2 separate regions of the Mus musculus genome follow, and region 2 is linked to region 1. A link is a loop called in an ENCODE intact Hi-C map of the cell type or tissue named here. Cell type or tissue: left cerebral cortex. All regions are shown on one strand.

What was found. A loop is a pair of places that touch in the nucleus more often than their neighbours do. Peaks named below come from ENCODE experiments on the same cell type or tissue, not always from the same donor. Only the 100,000 strongest peaks of a DNase experiment are listed, where the experiment ranks them.
Region 2: it touches region 1 in a loop (4-fold over the local background); 2 of 42 quality-filtered maps call a loop at or near these places.

What each region holds. Positions count from the first base shown.
Region 1 is chr3:159,543,887-159,551,886 of GRCm38, reverse strand. No RefSeq gene overlaps it. Among named protein-coding and RNA genes, the nearest start is that of Rpe65, 51 kb to the left of the region's middle. In left cerebral cortex, a CTCF peak has its summit at 3,377 (motif pointing right); a DNase peak (open chromatin) is centred at 3,401.
Region 2 is chr3:158,057,034-158,065,033 of GRCm38, reverse strand. It overlaps Lrrc40 (leucine rich repeat containing 40), which reads right to left. Exons shown (of 15, transcript NM_024194.6): 11 at 6,257-6,364; 12 at 3,686-3,796; 13 at 2,308-2,385; 14 at 1,165-1,350. Among named protein-coding and RNA genes, the nearest start is that of Lrrc40, 24 kb to the right of the region's middle. In left cerebral cortex, no CTCF peak of the experiment used is centred here; DNase peaks (open chromatin) are centred at 698 and 4,219; H3K27ac peaks cover 311 bases.

The DNA of each region.
Region 1 (8,000 bases):
TACCCTCTATCAGCAGACGTGGGAGACTAGCTCTCTCCTCTGAGTTTCAGTGGTCAGAGCAGTCTCTGCAGGCAAGCTCTCCTCTTTCAGGGAAGGTGCACAGTTGGTTCTCATTTGTATAAGGAACTGACACATTGATTTTTAAAGTGGCGGCACAAGTTTGCACTCCTTCCATCAATGGATAACCGTCTCCCTTCCTACACATCCCTGCTAGTATGAGCTGTCACTCGTTTTTATTGGTCTTAACCTAATATTATGCCAGATGTAAGATAAAATATCAAAGTTATTTTAATTTGTATTTCCCTGATGACTGGATATTATACCTCTACTTGGTATGTAGTTGGAAAAACCTTTTCTCATTCTGTAGACTGCTGTTTTGTCTGAATGATGGTGTCCTTTGCTGTGCAGAAGATTTGCAGTTTCATGAGGTTCCTAGTTGAGATAGTTAAGGCTTTACATTTTGGTTAGTGGTGCCTCAATTTGAATCTACTGCTTAAAACCTTTTTATTGATTCTTTGGAAATGTGTGTGGGGTGACTCCCTTAGGAATTTTTTCCAGTTCCATTCATCGACCTGAGCATTTCAAGATTTCATTTTTAACTATATAGTAATACTTTTCTTTGGAAATGTAAATTTTCTTTATTCATTTGTTCCAAAGGGGTTATCTAGTTTGTTTCTAATTTCTAGCTAGTATGAATGGAACAGCAATGGATGTGATTAAGCCAAAAAATAAATAAAACAAAAGAAAATATCTTGTCATCGAAGTTGTAGTGTGTCACAGCATATTCAACAGTATACCCTTCTGTCCACACATCTTCACTTGCAAATTTTCATTGGTCTGGTTTAAGTTTTCTGGTTTCTGTCACATCATCAATATTGTATCCTCAACACGACTCCTCCCAGTTATCCTGTTGTTGCCCCATGTCATGAATATCCTGCAGCTTTGGATTCATAGGACTGGCCCTTTTACATGCTCCAACAATTCACAGATGATATAGATTTGGGGATAGACCTATCCAAAGCCATATATGGCCAGTAATGACTGATATGGTCAGCTGACTCTCCTGCATCCACACCACCACAATGAGCTCACCAGTACTTTCACTCCTACCCAGTACCACCCTCTGCAGAAGTCAGAGTATGCTCTCTTGCTCTTATGACCTCAGGGCCAGCTTTCCTGACTACTGAGGATGGTGAGAGGGTGGGTTATACACCAGCTCTACTGTGCTGTCCAGGCAAGGTGCATGGCCAGCTCTCCCAAGTACTGCATCTGGCATGTGGGCAGGGCCAGCTCACTTGTTCTCAAGACCCCAAGATCCAGAAGTAGCAAGGGGTGAGGCAGGGGGGGACATCACCTCCACAACTGCATCACTTCACAGCAGACAAATGGTGGGGTCAGTTCAGTCACACTCATGCCCTCTAGTATGGCTCACTGGAGCACCTGCTGCCAGGGCTAGGTCCACTGTGCTGTCCTGACCAGGTGCAGGGTCATTATCTCTACAGTGTCACAACCAGTAAGAGGCATTCTGCACAGCCCCTGGACATATGTGGTCCTATGCAGCTTCCAAGACCATAGTCTCTAGTGGTAATATGAACCACTGACATTGACACCAGCCCCTGCAGCTGCCTGGCCATTGGTACAGACATGCCCAGCAGCAGCAGCATGGGGTGGGATGTCACCATGGTCTCAGATGGCAGGACTGGCTACGCACAATAGGCTATTCCTTTCCACCCTCCTGTCTCCAGTTCCAGCTCTTTTCATAATGATAAGACTGTTCCATTTCTCTTTCTCTCTCATCTGTCCATCACATATTTGTCCATTGTAGTGGCTCCTGCTGCAGGTGAGGCACTTGGCTGGCAGGCTTCTGGGTGATCTCCTTTTCCTTCTTATATGGCATGGTGGCAAGCAGGCTTCTAGTTGTTTATAGCATGCCTGCTGCAGACCCTTTTGGTCCCTGTCTGCATAGAATGGGTCTTTGGTTGCAGGTGGACAAGGAGTCGGTGAATGAATGACAGACAGAATCAACACAAGAGATTGTGTAGAATGTGAATGTAATTTTTCAAATTGAGCATCAAACTTTTTGCACAGAAGAAAATAGGGAAGTTAGGTGACACATCGCAATGCACAAATGAGGTTACCGGATGCTTAATGACTCTTACACAAAACAGAGGAATGTAAACACAAAGACTGGCAGGAAATGGGCAATAAAACAACTGAGACAAAGTCAGCTCTATCTAAGGTCAGCTATAGTCTTAGAAGCCAGGTGTGAGGACTTTACACTCCTAGGGCAAAGGCTTTCACACCCAAGTCATGGTTCTAATTAGGGAGTTCCACTCTAGCTAACCATCTCATGAATAATGCAATACTCTAAAAACACAGCATGATCTACTTCCTAAACCATTGTAAATTCCTGTGTATGGGAGTGACTTGGTTTTTATTCTGAGTGATAGTGTGTGTGGGGGGACATTTCTACTAATAAGTAATGTAGTATGCCATACATAACTATAGTAAGAATTCTAAACTTACTTTGCTAAGCTTGCCCTGAAATTTCAAACTCTATGTAGTAGATAGTAAAGCCTGATTTCTTTCACTATCTCTCTTACAATACTAGAGGCAATTCTGAATGTCACTGAATAGGCAACATTCTTACTGAATTCCAAGCCCAGGGTTGCCTCAAGGACTACCTAGGGCATTGGTGAAGGCTAGGAAGCAAAGTTCGATTTTGCTTAGGTATTTGGCAAGTCATTGCTTGGAGTCACCTATAACAAAACAATACTGAAAGGAAGCACACAGATCCATTCACAAGGACAAAATTGGAGCATACATGCTATGGAATGCCACAGTTCCAGGAGACTAAGTTTCCGTGAAAGTCTTTGTCTCAGGACTGCATCCAGGCTTTTGGCCTGTCATGAGTGTCACTACTGGAGTGGATGTAGCACCTGCCCATGTGGCATGGTAGCTGTTGAGTCTCTGAACATCTTCCCCCTCCTGTGCTGCAGAGCATGGCAGCAGGCAGGTCTCTGTGTTTCCTCTGCCTACCCACAGCATGTGTCATGGCTGCAGATGGGCTTCTATGTGTCTATTGCCCACCCTTGCCATGTAGGAGAGGGTGGGTTTCTCCTGCTTGATTCTTATATGCATACTATTTCACAACTATTCTACAACCTGTGTATTATGGTTAACATTTTGATTATACATATAGACATCAGAGCTGATACTAGTTTAGTGGCTAAAAACTACCTAACAAGTAAATATACTTGTAAATTTACTCTTGCTAAATTTTTATTAAGTTTACTTTTTGTTTTATTCTATAAAGCGATAAGTATTGAGCAGTCAAATCGTGTATGAAATGCTTATCAAAAGCCTGTAGATGGCAGTGCTGCCCTTTGCTTCTCACTTAACTGAAGGCTTTCTATAAAATTGCAAAGATAATTAGGAATTATACAACACTGGTTTCAAAACATAAACCTTAGCTGACCCTTGAGTGATTTACAAACTGAATAGTTCCTTGAAGTTTATGGTTGAATTTAACTTTCGATTTATTGAAGTGCATATAATGTTCATCAGCATAATAACAGGTAGATTATATAACTCCTACCCAGAGCACCAGGTCCTCTGCTGGAACTTGAGGTTCTACCCATGCAGTTATCAATGTAGGGGTCAGCAGGATGGCTAACAGCTGAAGATGGATGAAAATCTTTTGGATTCTGATGTTATAAATCAGTTAATAAACACATATGAATCAAAAAGTCTGATATTGTACATAATGATCAAAACAGATTATTTATCTCTGTTCTTAGTGCAATGATGCACTTGTAAGAGATATAAATTTTTATTTTTAAATTATCTATAATAAATTGTATCTACTTTTTAATGAGAAATAAGAAGACATTAAAATATTAAAACTACTGCTATTATTCCTTCTTTCTCTGTCTTTTGGAGAGTAAGACAGACCTCTTTTAATTTGTTTTAATGCTATGGGTCCCCAGTGCTGAATCATTCTCCTTCAGGGGTCTGCTTCCCCCAGGAGTGCTCTGCATTTAGCAGCTGGATTGTACAGTGATGCAGGGGAAATATTATCCTGTGATTTTGGAGAATTCTGAAAAATCACCCAGCACTAGAACTTAAAACTTGATATAACTTCATCTGAAGCTTTGTCATAGCTGCATTGCTTTTTAAAATTTTGTTCTATAACTTTTTTTTTATATACATATTTTGCTTCCATGTAAGCCTTCTACACACACTGTTTGGTTCAGTAGTACTAAGATCATTACTTTCTTAAAAACAATTTTTATTAGATATTTATTTCATTTACATTTCAAATGCTATCCTGAAAGTCCCCTATATCCCCCCCCCTGCTCCCTAACCCACCCACTCCCACTTCCTGGCCCTAGCATTTCCCTGTACTGGGGGCATATAATCTTTGCAAGACCAAGGGCCTCTCCTCCCAATGATGGCCAACTAGGCCATAAGATCATTACTTAAGACAATGAGCCCAAGGAGTGGCCAGAGGAAGTTAGCAGCAGTTCTCAGGTAAGTAGTCAGTCTAAAACAGTATTTCTCAGTTATCTCTTGGATTATATGAAGCTTTTATTTATTTAATTCACATGCATCAATTGTGCATGTTTATGTCATAGTATTACAATTAATTTAATCAGTATGTAATAATCAAATCAGTGTACCTTTTAAGTACTCCACTCAATACTATCTCTAGTCTCCTCTCCTCTCCTCATTGGCATGTTCCAGCCCCCAAGCCTGGCAGAGAATTCCTGCCAATCAGAGGACACACAGACCAGAAGATGAGAGGAAGCAGAAACCAAGAAACAAAACACCTATCCAACAAAGTCTAAATCAGAAATTGGTGCCTAAATCCATAATCACCTAGAACTCAGATGCCCAGAGACCAGCTTAAGAACACAATCAACATCAGCCAAGGCAATATGTCTCCACAAAAGCCCAGCTATCCTACTACAGCAAATGCTGAATATTCCAATACAGCTGAAGCACACACACACACACACACACACACACACACACACACACACACAAATTACCTTAAAATTAATGTTATAAAGATAGAGGTCTTAAAGAAGAAATAAATAAATTCCTTAAAGAAAGCCCACCCCCATCAAAAGAAAGTTTAAGGAAAGGAATAAAACTGTTCAAGGCCTGAAAATGGAAATAGAAGGGGAAAAAAAGCACAAACTTAGGGAATTCTAGAAATGAAAAATCTAATAAAGCTTACAGGATCTACAGAAGCAAGCTTCACCAACAAAATATGAGAAATGAAAGAGAATGTTAGGCACTGAAGATATTATATAATAAATAAATAAATTAGTCAAAGAAAGTATTAAATCTAAAAAGTTTTAACACAAAATACCCAGGAAATTTGGGACACCATAAAAAGACCAAAACCTAAGAATAATAGGAATAGGAGAAGAACCCCAGCTCAAAGGTCCAGAAAATATTGTCAACAAAGTCATAGAAGAGAAATTTCCTAGCCTAAAAAAGGAGATGCCTAAAAAAGTTCAAGAGGCATACAGAACAACAAATAAATTATACCAGAAAAGAAAATTCCCTTACCACATAATAAAATAATAAACATACAGAATAAAGAAAGAAAGAATATTAAAAGCTTCCAGAGGAAAAGAGCAAGTAACATATAAAGGCAGACCTATTAGACTTGCACATGACTTCTCTGTGGAGACTCTAAAGGCCAGGAGACCTTTAGATGTCCTGCTAACTCTAAGAGACCACAGATGCCAGTCCACACTATTATACCCAGCAAAACTCTCAATCACCATAAAGAAACAATATTTCATATCGTATAACAATATATTCATATCGTATAAACACTCAAATTTATACACTATCTATAAGCCCAGCCTGGCAGAAGATACTAAAAGGAAAACTCAAATCCAAGGAGATTCACTATACATATGAAAACAGAGGAAATAAATTATCCAACACTAGCCAAACGAAAAGAAGGGAAACATGCATGCGCGCGCGCGCACACACACACACACACACACACACACACACAAATTGCCACCGCCACCACCACCACCACCACCAATTAAATGATAGTAATTAACAATCATTGGTCACTCTTGCTCCTCTCTTGCTCCTTCTCTGCTTCCCTTTTCCCTTCTCTCCCCATTCCCTTCCCCCTTCTCTCTCCATGTGCTCATGGCTGACCTCTACTCCTCTCTCTCTCTCTCTCTCTCTCTCTCTTTCTCTCTCTGCCTTTCTCTGCCTGTACTACTCTCACCTCCCCATGCCCTGAATAAACTCTATTCTATACTAAAAAAAATGGTTATTGACATATCTCAATACTAATGGGATCAACTCCCCAATGAAAAGACACAGACTAACACAATGAATGCAAATACAGAATCCATTCTTTTTCTGCACACAAAAACTATAACTCAACATCAAAGATAGACATTACCTCAGAGTACAGGATTGTCAAAAACTTTTTTCCAAGCAAATGGATCTAAGAAGGAAGCTGATGTAGTGATTTTAGTATCTACCAAAATAGACTTCCACCCAAAGTTAATAAAAAGAAATGGGAAGGGACATTCATACTTACTCACCAAAGGACAAATCCATCAATGATATTTAATTCTTGCCATCTATTCCCTCAAAGCTAGGCCATCCACACTTGTAAAAGAAACATTACTAAAACTTATATAGTACACAGTGACCCTCACACATTGATAATGGGAGACCTCAATACCTCACTATCACTAAAAGACAGGTCATCAAAAGAAAAACTAAATAGGGAAATACTGAAACTAACACAAATAAAATGGAATGAACAGATATTTACAAAACATTTTACCCAAACACAAAAGAATACACATTGTTCTTAGCACCTCATGGAACTTTCTCCAAAATTGACCACATACCCTGTCACAAAACAAGTCTCAACAAACACAAAAAAATTAAAATGTGTCTTATCCTACCACCACAGAATAAAGCTGGATTTCAAAAACAACAGAAACACTAGAAAGCCTACAAACTCATGGAAACTGAACAATGTTCCATAGAATAATAACTGGGTAAAGACAGAAATAAAGAAGAAAATTAAAAACTTTCTAGAGTTTAGTGAAAATGAGTTTACCACATACCCACACTTATGGGACACAATGAAAGCACTGTTCTCAACACTAAGTGGCTACATAAAAACAATGGAGAAATTAAACAACTTAAGTCTTTAGAACAAAAGAAGCAAACATACCCAAGCGGAGTGAACAGCAGGAAATAATCAAACTGAGGGTTGAAATCAATACAATAGAAACAAAGAGCAATTCAAAGAGTCACTGAAACAGCATTGATTCTTTGAGACAATGAACAAGATATGCAAGCCCTTATCCACACTAACTAAAATACTGAAAGAGAATAGCCGAATTAACAAAATCAGAAATGAAAAGACACCAAGAAAATCCAAATGGTCCTACTTTTAAAACTTGTAGTCTATGAAATTGTAAAAAATAAAAAGAAATGGATACAATTTGCAAAACATATAAAACTCAAGAAGAAGGAAGACCAAAGTGTGGACACTTCAATCCTTCATAGAAGGGGGAACAAAATACCTATGGAAGGAGTTATGAGACAGAGTTAAGAGGAGAGACTGAAGGAATGACCATCCAGAAACTGCCCCACCTGGGGATTTATCCCATAAACAACCACCAAACCCAGACACTATTGCAGATGCCAACAAGAGCTTGCTGACAGGAGCCTGATATTGCTGTCTCCTGAGAGGCTCTGTCAGTGCCTGACTAATACAGAAGTGGATGCTTACAGTCATCCATTAGATGGAGCACAGGGTCCCCAATGAAGGAGCTAGAGAAAGTACCCAAGGAGCTGAAGGGGTTTGCAGCACCCTAGGAGGAACAACAATACGAACTAACCAGTAACCCCAGAGCTCCTTGAGACTAAACCATCAATCAAAGAAAACACATGGTGGGACTCATGGCTCTAGCTGCATATGTAGC
Region 2 (8,000 bases), 1.5 Mb after region 1:
AAAAATTAAAAGGCTCACACAACATTATAAAGGTTCACCTATAATTCTTCAACTATTTCCATGTTACTAGGGAACTCTTTTTTTTTTTTTTTTTTTTTTTTTTTGGTTTTTCAAGACAGGGTTTCTCTGTGTAGCCCTGGCTGTCCTGGAACTCACTTTGTAGACCAGGCTGACCTCAAAGTAAGAAAACCGCCTGCCTCTGCCTCCCTAGTGCTGGGACTAAAAGCGTGTGCCACCACACCCGGCACTTGGAAACTCTTATACACTTAATTTTCTTAGCTTCTAGAAAAAAAAAAGAATTGCAGTTGACTCTCACTGTACTCTGTTATCTGTTAATCTACCCACTCCAAATCTGTCTGTAATCCCAAATCACTGGATTTGCAGGTTATGCTGAGAATAGGAAAAAATTGATGTCTTTCAAGACTTCATTCCTGTGAAGTCTGATAGAGCATCTGGAATCACACTGCAATCAGGCGTCCAGCCTATGGCCTACTCAGTGCATAGTTAACAAGTATTTGTACCTTTTGTTTATCATTTCACTGTTCAAAATGGATCCAAATAGCCAGGGATGAAATTTTACAACTATAACCCCACTAAGACAAACAGCCAAAACATATCATGCTGCTTTCAAGAATCAAGCATCTTCCAGCTGAGCTCTGCAGCCCTCACCCTCCACCTACTGTTTAACCAGCCCTTAATGAGGTGCTTAGAATGACTGAAGCTTTAACACAACTAAAAAAAAAAACCTAGAACAGATGGGTCAGAAAGAACAGTAGCAAGGATTCTGTGTGAAGAGGAGGAAGGCTTCCCAGGGGGTACTAAGATGGTTACTACTGAGATCAGGGTAAGGGCTGAGGGAGAAGCAAGTGGAGAAAGACCATAAGGACTGGGTTTCCAAAGTTGGTGCCCTGTAGTGTGACCTCAGAAATCCCTCTCCCCAGTGCAATTCTGGATAAGCATATACAGAGAATAATACTAAGAGAAATGGTGTTTATGCATACATCATGATATATACATGCCAGAAAACATCTGGTGAAATTTAAAAAGAAAAATGAGGTGTTTGCTTAACTATTATTGTTAGAAGGTATTAAGTCTGTTATTTCAATTTCCTATAAGAAAAAAGCAATCAACAAATCAATTGGGAACCCCCAGTAAGGAAGTTACCGTAGCTGCACACAGTTCCCAAGCTCTGGGGGAATCTGCAAAAGGTCATTGTTTTGAAGGTCTAAAGTATTCAGATTTTCCATCAGCTTCATCTTCTGAGGGTCCACAGAGCCAACCTGATTGTTACTGATCAGAACCGCTTCCAGTGTGGAGATTCGATACAGAACTTCAGGAAACACTTTGAACCTGTTACAATGTGAACACAACAACTTCATGTAATGGGCAAGAGTTACATCACCCTTAAAAATGGATGACTCTGTTTAAGTGTGCTTTAAGTTCTATAATCAAAATTTCCCTTTTTTTTCGAAAACAATTTTTTATTAGATATTTTCTTCATTTACATTTCAAATGCTATCCTGAAAGTCCCCTATACCCTACCCCCGCCCTGCTCCCCAACCCACCCACTCCCGCTTCCTGGCCCTGGCATTCCTCTGTACTGGGGTATATGATCTTTGCTAGACCAAGGGCCTCTTCTCCCAGTGATGACCGACTAGGCCATCTTCTGCTAGATATGCAGCTAGAGACACAGCTCTGGGGGGTATTGGTCAGTTCATATTGTTGTTCCACCTATAGGGTTGCAGACCCCTTCAGCTCCTTGGGTACTTTCTCTAGCTCCTCCATTAAAGACTGATTTTGGAACACATACTCAGCAGACATAGAAGATACTATTGATTATAAGAATCAAAATGAGCAAAAGCTGAGGCAAAGCTCCTCACTGATGGGCAACATATCTTGAGGTGTCTACAGGCCACCCTCAGGAAGTTACTCTTTCTTGATCTAATTTTGTTTAGGCTTCCAGAACAAGGGCATTTTGCATTCTTTCAAGATTCCTGACCATCACAGACACAGGCTTCATTGTCCAAACCAACCTATCAGATGCCAAAGACAGGTGTGCCTGGCTAACATCTGTTTACCTCAAGGCACCACTTTCCACTACAACAATCACAATTAGTCAGATGTTTATCTTTCTTCTAGACTATGGGTTTCTTGCAGTGGTAAAACAAACAAATCAGCTAAGCACCAATCATGAGATTTCTAAGCAATATTACATTCAAGTAGAATCTAAATGAAAATAAAATCTGCTAGTAAAATATGATAAAAATAAAGGCTTCTGATCTATCTGGCTCCCAGATGTTTCCTCACCTGTTAAAGGAAAGATTGATCGTTTGCAGTTTTGTCAGTGATGACATCTCTTCAGGCAAAGAACTTAAAAAATTATTCCTAGGTTGAAAATCAAAACACAATTTTTAAAGTTTGAAAACCTTTACTGTTTAAATCCCAGGAAGAATAAAAAACACACAAATATGTTTGTCAATTCTTATTAATCTGATCTCCTTAGGATGACCCTAGGAAGTGGGGTTGGTAGTAGTTAATGACACAAGTCTCCTGCAGCCTTTTGTTTCTATGCACAATGATTGACTGTACACACTCTATTGCACAGTGACTGTCTGTGCACTCTATGTTACACAATGACTGACTGTACACACTGTGTTGCACAATGACTGACTGTACATGCTATGTTGCACAATGACTGACTGTATACACTGTGTTGCACAATGACTGACTGTATACACTGTGTTGCACAATGACTGACTGTACACGCTATGTTGCACAATGACGACTGGCTGTGTATGCTATGTTGCACAACGGCTGTTCACGCTATGCTGCAGAGCTCACACCTGTCCTATTCTTTTTCTTCAGTCTTTCTGCTGTGAGACATGGAAGCAGATTTAATTCTTCTATCAGAGATTTAAGGGACAGTTACACAGAGAGACATATACACAGAGCTTGGGGCAAAAAGAAGGAAACAGCAGCCGTGGGGAGCTCCCTTCCTTTTGTTCCATCAGCTTTATGCTCTGCTACCCCAGAGAAGTGAAAGCTCCATAACTAGGGCACACCCTCCTGCCTCAACTGTACTTTATGCCAACTAAAAGTACTCTAGCTAACCACAGGAAGCATTAGCAAAAATGCAGGCCCTAAAAACAGAGTTTACAAGTACAATGTTAATGCTGTGACCCTGGGATGCACAGTATCACCCTATGAGCTGCTAGCTTCCCACTGAATTTGTTTAAATCTAGCTTGCTATGATTTCCAAACAGCATAAGGTAGGTTCTCTCTCTCTGCTCCAGGCAGGGCTCTTCTGCTTGACCTATCTACTGTCCTGGTTGGGCCTGGTGCAACCGCAGGGCTGCTCAGAGGGGTGGACATGCTGCTTAGTCACTATCTACTTCAGCGACAAACAAGAGGAAGGAAACAGTTTCCATGCACGAACTGCCAATTTACTTAGGATCTAAAGAATATATATTGATTAAAAATACTTTAGATAATTTTATCTCACCACTTAAGTTATAAGCTACTTACAATTGACAGTTAAAATGCCTAAATAAGTTAATTTTACATTTCCCCTAATATACTTAATACACTAAAGACCAAATTCCATACTCACCAAGAAAATACAACATAAAAACTCAAAAGATGAATCATAACATTTAAGATGTCAAGTGACAGAATTATCAAGTACCTTAAATCTAAAAATGTCAATTTCTGAAGCAAGCATAACTCGTGGGATATAAATGAAAGCTTGTTAAAACTGAGGTTGATATCCAACACCATTTCCTTCAGCTCAACAATCCTGAAACAAAAACAATTTTAAATATCAGCACTTACTCAAAACTGAACCCATGATAAGAGGAAGAACAGGACCTTACTTCCTCACAGAAACTTCAGAAACTGGCTGTGCAAAGACTAAACATCTTAAAAACCACCTTACCATGACTGACCAAGGCTTCAATCTGACAATGGATGGATACTGAAGTTTAATTTAAAAATTCACTGATTATACATTTAACCAAATCATGACACAAAAGAGAAAAATCAGACCTAGGTGGCTTCTATAGCATTTTATTTTGGCAGTGAACTAAATTCATGAAGTGTTTTGTTAGACACTGATATCACAGCATTTTAGACAGCATAATGGAGAGAAAGCTAAGATGTTAAGAGTACTGGCTACTCTTTAGAGGACCCACTTTTGATTCCCAGTACCCACGTGGCAGCTCACAGCCATCTGTGACTCCAGTTTTAGAGGCTCCCACACGCCTCTGTCCTCCACAAGCATCAGACATTTAAGTGATTCACTGATGCAGACAAAACATCCATACACAGAAAGTAACTTTTTAATTTGATCTATCCATTTTTTTTTAATATTTATTATCTGAATTAGCATTAAATATAATCATGGTTAAAACAATATCTGAAAACAGTTTCTAAGTCTGGCAAGTGCCACCCCTAAACGGTGGAGGTCCAAGTGTAAGGACTGACCATCTCTAATAAGCCTAACCAAGTTTAAACATTTTAATTATGTGACTGATATAATCTACCACATAACAAACTTTTTTTTTTTTAAATCTACCACATTACTAAAGAGAAAGAAAGAGAAGACCATCACAGCTGGTGATGCAGGTGCAGGGAGGCGGTGAGCTTCAATGAGTAACTAACAATCTTTAAAAATGTTATTGGGTATATATGTACTAAGGGTCATATCTCTCAACACAGTAGTTTTTCTGGAAATTTGGCTTAAAGAAACAGTATGTTTTTTTAATTGCTACAAGGAAGGACCCTACTTACTTATACACAGCTAAGATAGATTTTAAAAATATTACTTATGAAGTTGGGAAATACAAAAAGAATCCAATAGGTAAATACATATGGTAAATAAAGCATTCAAGACACAAATTACACATAAAATTCCAAACAGCTTAAGATAAAATGTCATTAACATATATATCAGTGATAAGACTGCATGCAACATCCTTCCATTTCATCCAGTCCTTTATGAATACTCATTATGAATTATAAGTTTTAGCTATAAGAATAAGAGCATGCTTAGAAATACTCTAGAGCAAGGTGTGCTGTGTTCTTTGACTTTATAAGTTGCTGTTGAAAAACACCAAGCATCCCTGGTAAGAGAATTGCACACTGTGTAAGAATGAGACTGTAGAATAAAGTAGTAAGTACAGCCTATGTACGCAGGGGCTTCCCCTGCAGCTCTCCATCTTGACTCCATTAGTTGGCATGATCCACGTCTGCCCAAACAAACCATGTACATCTGGGATCAAATCAGACATCTTTCTAGCCCTTCAACAACAGGAACAAAAAGATGGACAGCTCTGCTTTTCTAACAGGCTATCTTGCTTCAAGACCTACATCCCAAGTGTTCTCTGTAAATGTGACACATTTTATAGTTTGCTCTTTTAAACATTTGAAAATCTGGGCAGTTCTATGAAGCAATTCTTATACTTATTTTTTCTTTTGATATAGCAGTCTTTACCATTCCATCAGTTCCCTTGTGCTTTGTCATTTTCTATCTGCTTTCGTTAGGTGTCCATGTGTCGTGTCTACTAAGACACTGAGCATGATGTCATAGGTGAGAAAGCTAAGAGCAGCTTGTCACAGACAAACAGCACACTCAGCTGTACTGCTGCGATTCCTCACCAGGACACATCCTGTCCTGTAGTCTGTGTATAGTGAGAGGTCATTCGTTTGCCAGCATCATTTGGGTGCAGACAGTTAACAAACTCTGTTGAAGTTCAACAATATACTAGTTTTCTCCTTTAACTGGAAGATTTTGTTAATTAATGCCAACAATGACATACTGAACAGAAGAAAGTACAACATAAATAGCAACTAGTGGCTAGAGTGGAAGGTCCTCTGCCTAGAAGATGACACTAGCAGTTCATGTTTTTGGCTTTAGTTCTAAAGGAGAAAAATCAATCACTCATGTTTCTCTAGCCTGAGCCTGCAAGTGAAACCCCTCTGATCCACTGTGGGTCTGGTACTTGGGTGGCTGCTCAAGACTCTCCCTGCCATACTGCATTATATAAGACGAATAATTTTAGAGCTAATAATTCTAACACCCACTTCCCAAGTTCACAAAGTAAGGTTGGAAGTTTTAAGATCCTGTACATCTCTCAGAACAGTAGAACCACAGTGTGCAGCATTCTCTCACATTAATAGTTCAGGAAACTAACATTCATTTGTCAAGACACAACAAACAGAAGGCCCAGCTCAACAGTGGATCACTGGACAATCCTACCTTTGTGGAATCTCGCACAGCTGATTTTTGCTGAAGTTGATGGAAGTGATGAGGGTCGTTTTTGTGGCATCAAATAGGTCATCAGGAATCAAGGTTGCTTGTTTATCACTAAAAGTGGTTCAAAAATAAAAACATTCTCAACATTCCAAAAAGATGTAATCACCATTCCCCACATCTGAAGGCTTTTACAGATTTTACCAAAAAGTTCAAGGTAGCTGAAGAAGTTTTGTGAGGTCAGGACGCTCTGTTCATCCTCAGAAGCAGAAACAGAAACAGAAGCACTTGGGAAATCCAGAAACTCACAGAATGCATGGTCCACTTCTCTACCTGTGCTTGGAGCTTAATCTAATTTTATAACTAAGCTTTCCTTAAAATGTGGGCAATCTGTGAGCTTTGGTGACTGAAGACTGGCAGGTGTACCACTGTACTAAGTTAATGCGTGTAATCACCTACACTACTTCTCGTGCTTCTATTATGTGGAGGTGGAGGAGATGCAGTAGGAAAAAGGCTAAACTCACTGTTGGTGCTGCCACACTGTTGAGCGTTGTAGCTTGTCCTTACTTTGGGATTAGAATCTCAGGAGTAGTCTTCAATACTTACTCCACTGGTTTTGCAAATGTAAATATATATAATGCCCTAAAGTTAGAGGATTACAGAACAGGTACAGGGGAATTCAAGCTGTTAGTGTGGCTAAGTGACTGCCACACACATTACAGGGTGGCAACAAGAGGTGAGAACAATGGCAATGGAGATCTTCACTGCGAAAGGGTTCCTCCCAGCACATAGATGAGGAGCCACATGACTGTTCATAGACTCTGTATCTGCCTATAGTCTATATTCCTACATCTCTCTGACACCATACAGAAAGGAGGATCAGCAAAAGTGTTGGCAGCATTACTCATCCTCACTGCAACTGCTTCACTACTGAAGCACCTGAAGGATTATCCAGCTTCTTTCCCTAATATGATAATCTTCCACAATACTTAAGAGTCTTTAGTGCTTTCCCTTATTCTGTACACAGACATTGTCAGTGCTTTGGTGTTACTGTGTTCCCAGAATGCAGTGCAACTATGAGACATCTCAGTTCCATTCACAAACATAATCACTTCTCAAGCTGCCTGTTAGTCAAGTTTTAATTAAACGATAGTTTCTTATTTAACATATCCACCCTCAAACATGAAATGCTCTCTAAGTGCTAGTGAATTTGAGAGCTTAAATACCAAACTCTCATTCATAATTCTTATAATAAAATCTTACCATAAAAGGTTAGCATTAATTCACCTACCTGTCTCTCTCATATTTTACAATTGATATTGCTTTGTGTCAAATATCCTTGATAGGGGAGAGTAGGAAGGAAGAGAATGAAAGGACTGCTACAGCCACCTGCCTCCTAGACACTATCCAGGTAGATGGAGCACCGCCTTATACCAAAGCCCACCTCATTCCCAACAAAGGTATGTGTCCTTTAATAAAAACCACACTCTGGCTAAGTAGTTAAAGGCATTGACTGCTCTTCCAGAGGACCCAGGACTGATTCCCAGGACCCACATGGTGGTTCACAACTTTCTATACCTCTAGTCCCTGAAGCTCTGACATCTCTTTTGGCCTCCTCAGGTACTAGACACATATGTGGTGCATATGCAGGTAAAACATCCATGCACACAAAATAAAGTAGATTGTTAAAAAAAAAAAAAAGGTCCAGAGCACACGTTCTTCCCAATCCTTAATTTCACCACGGTAGTCC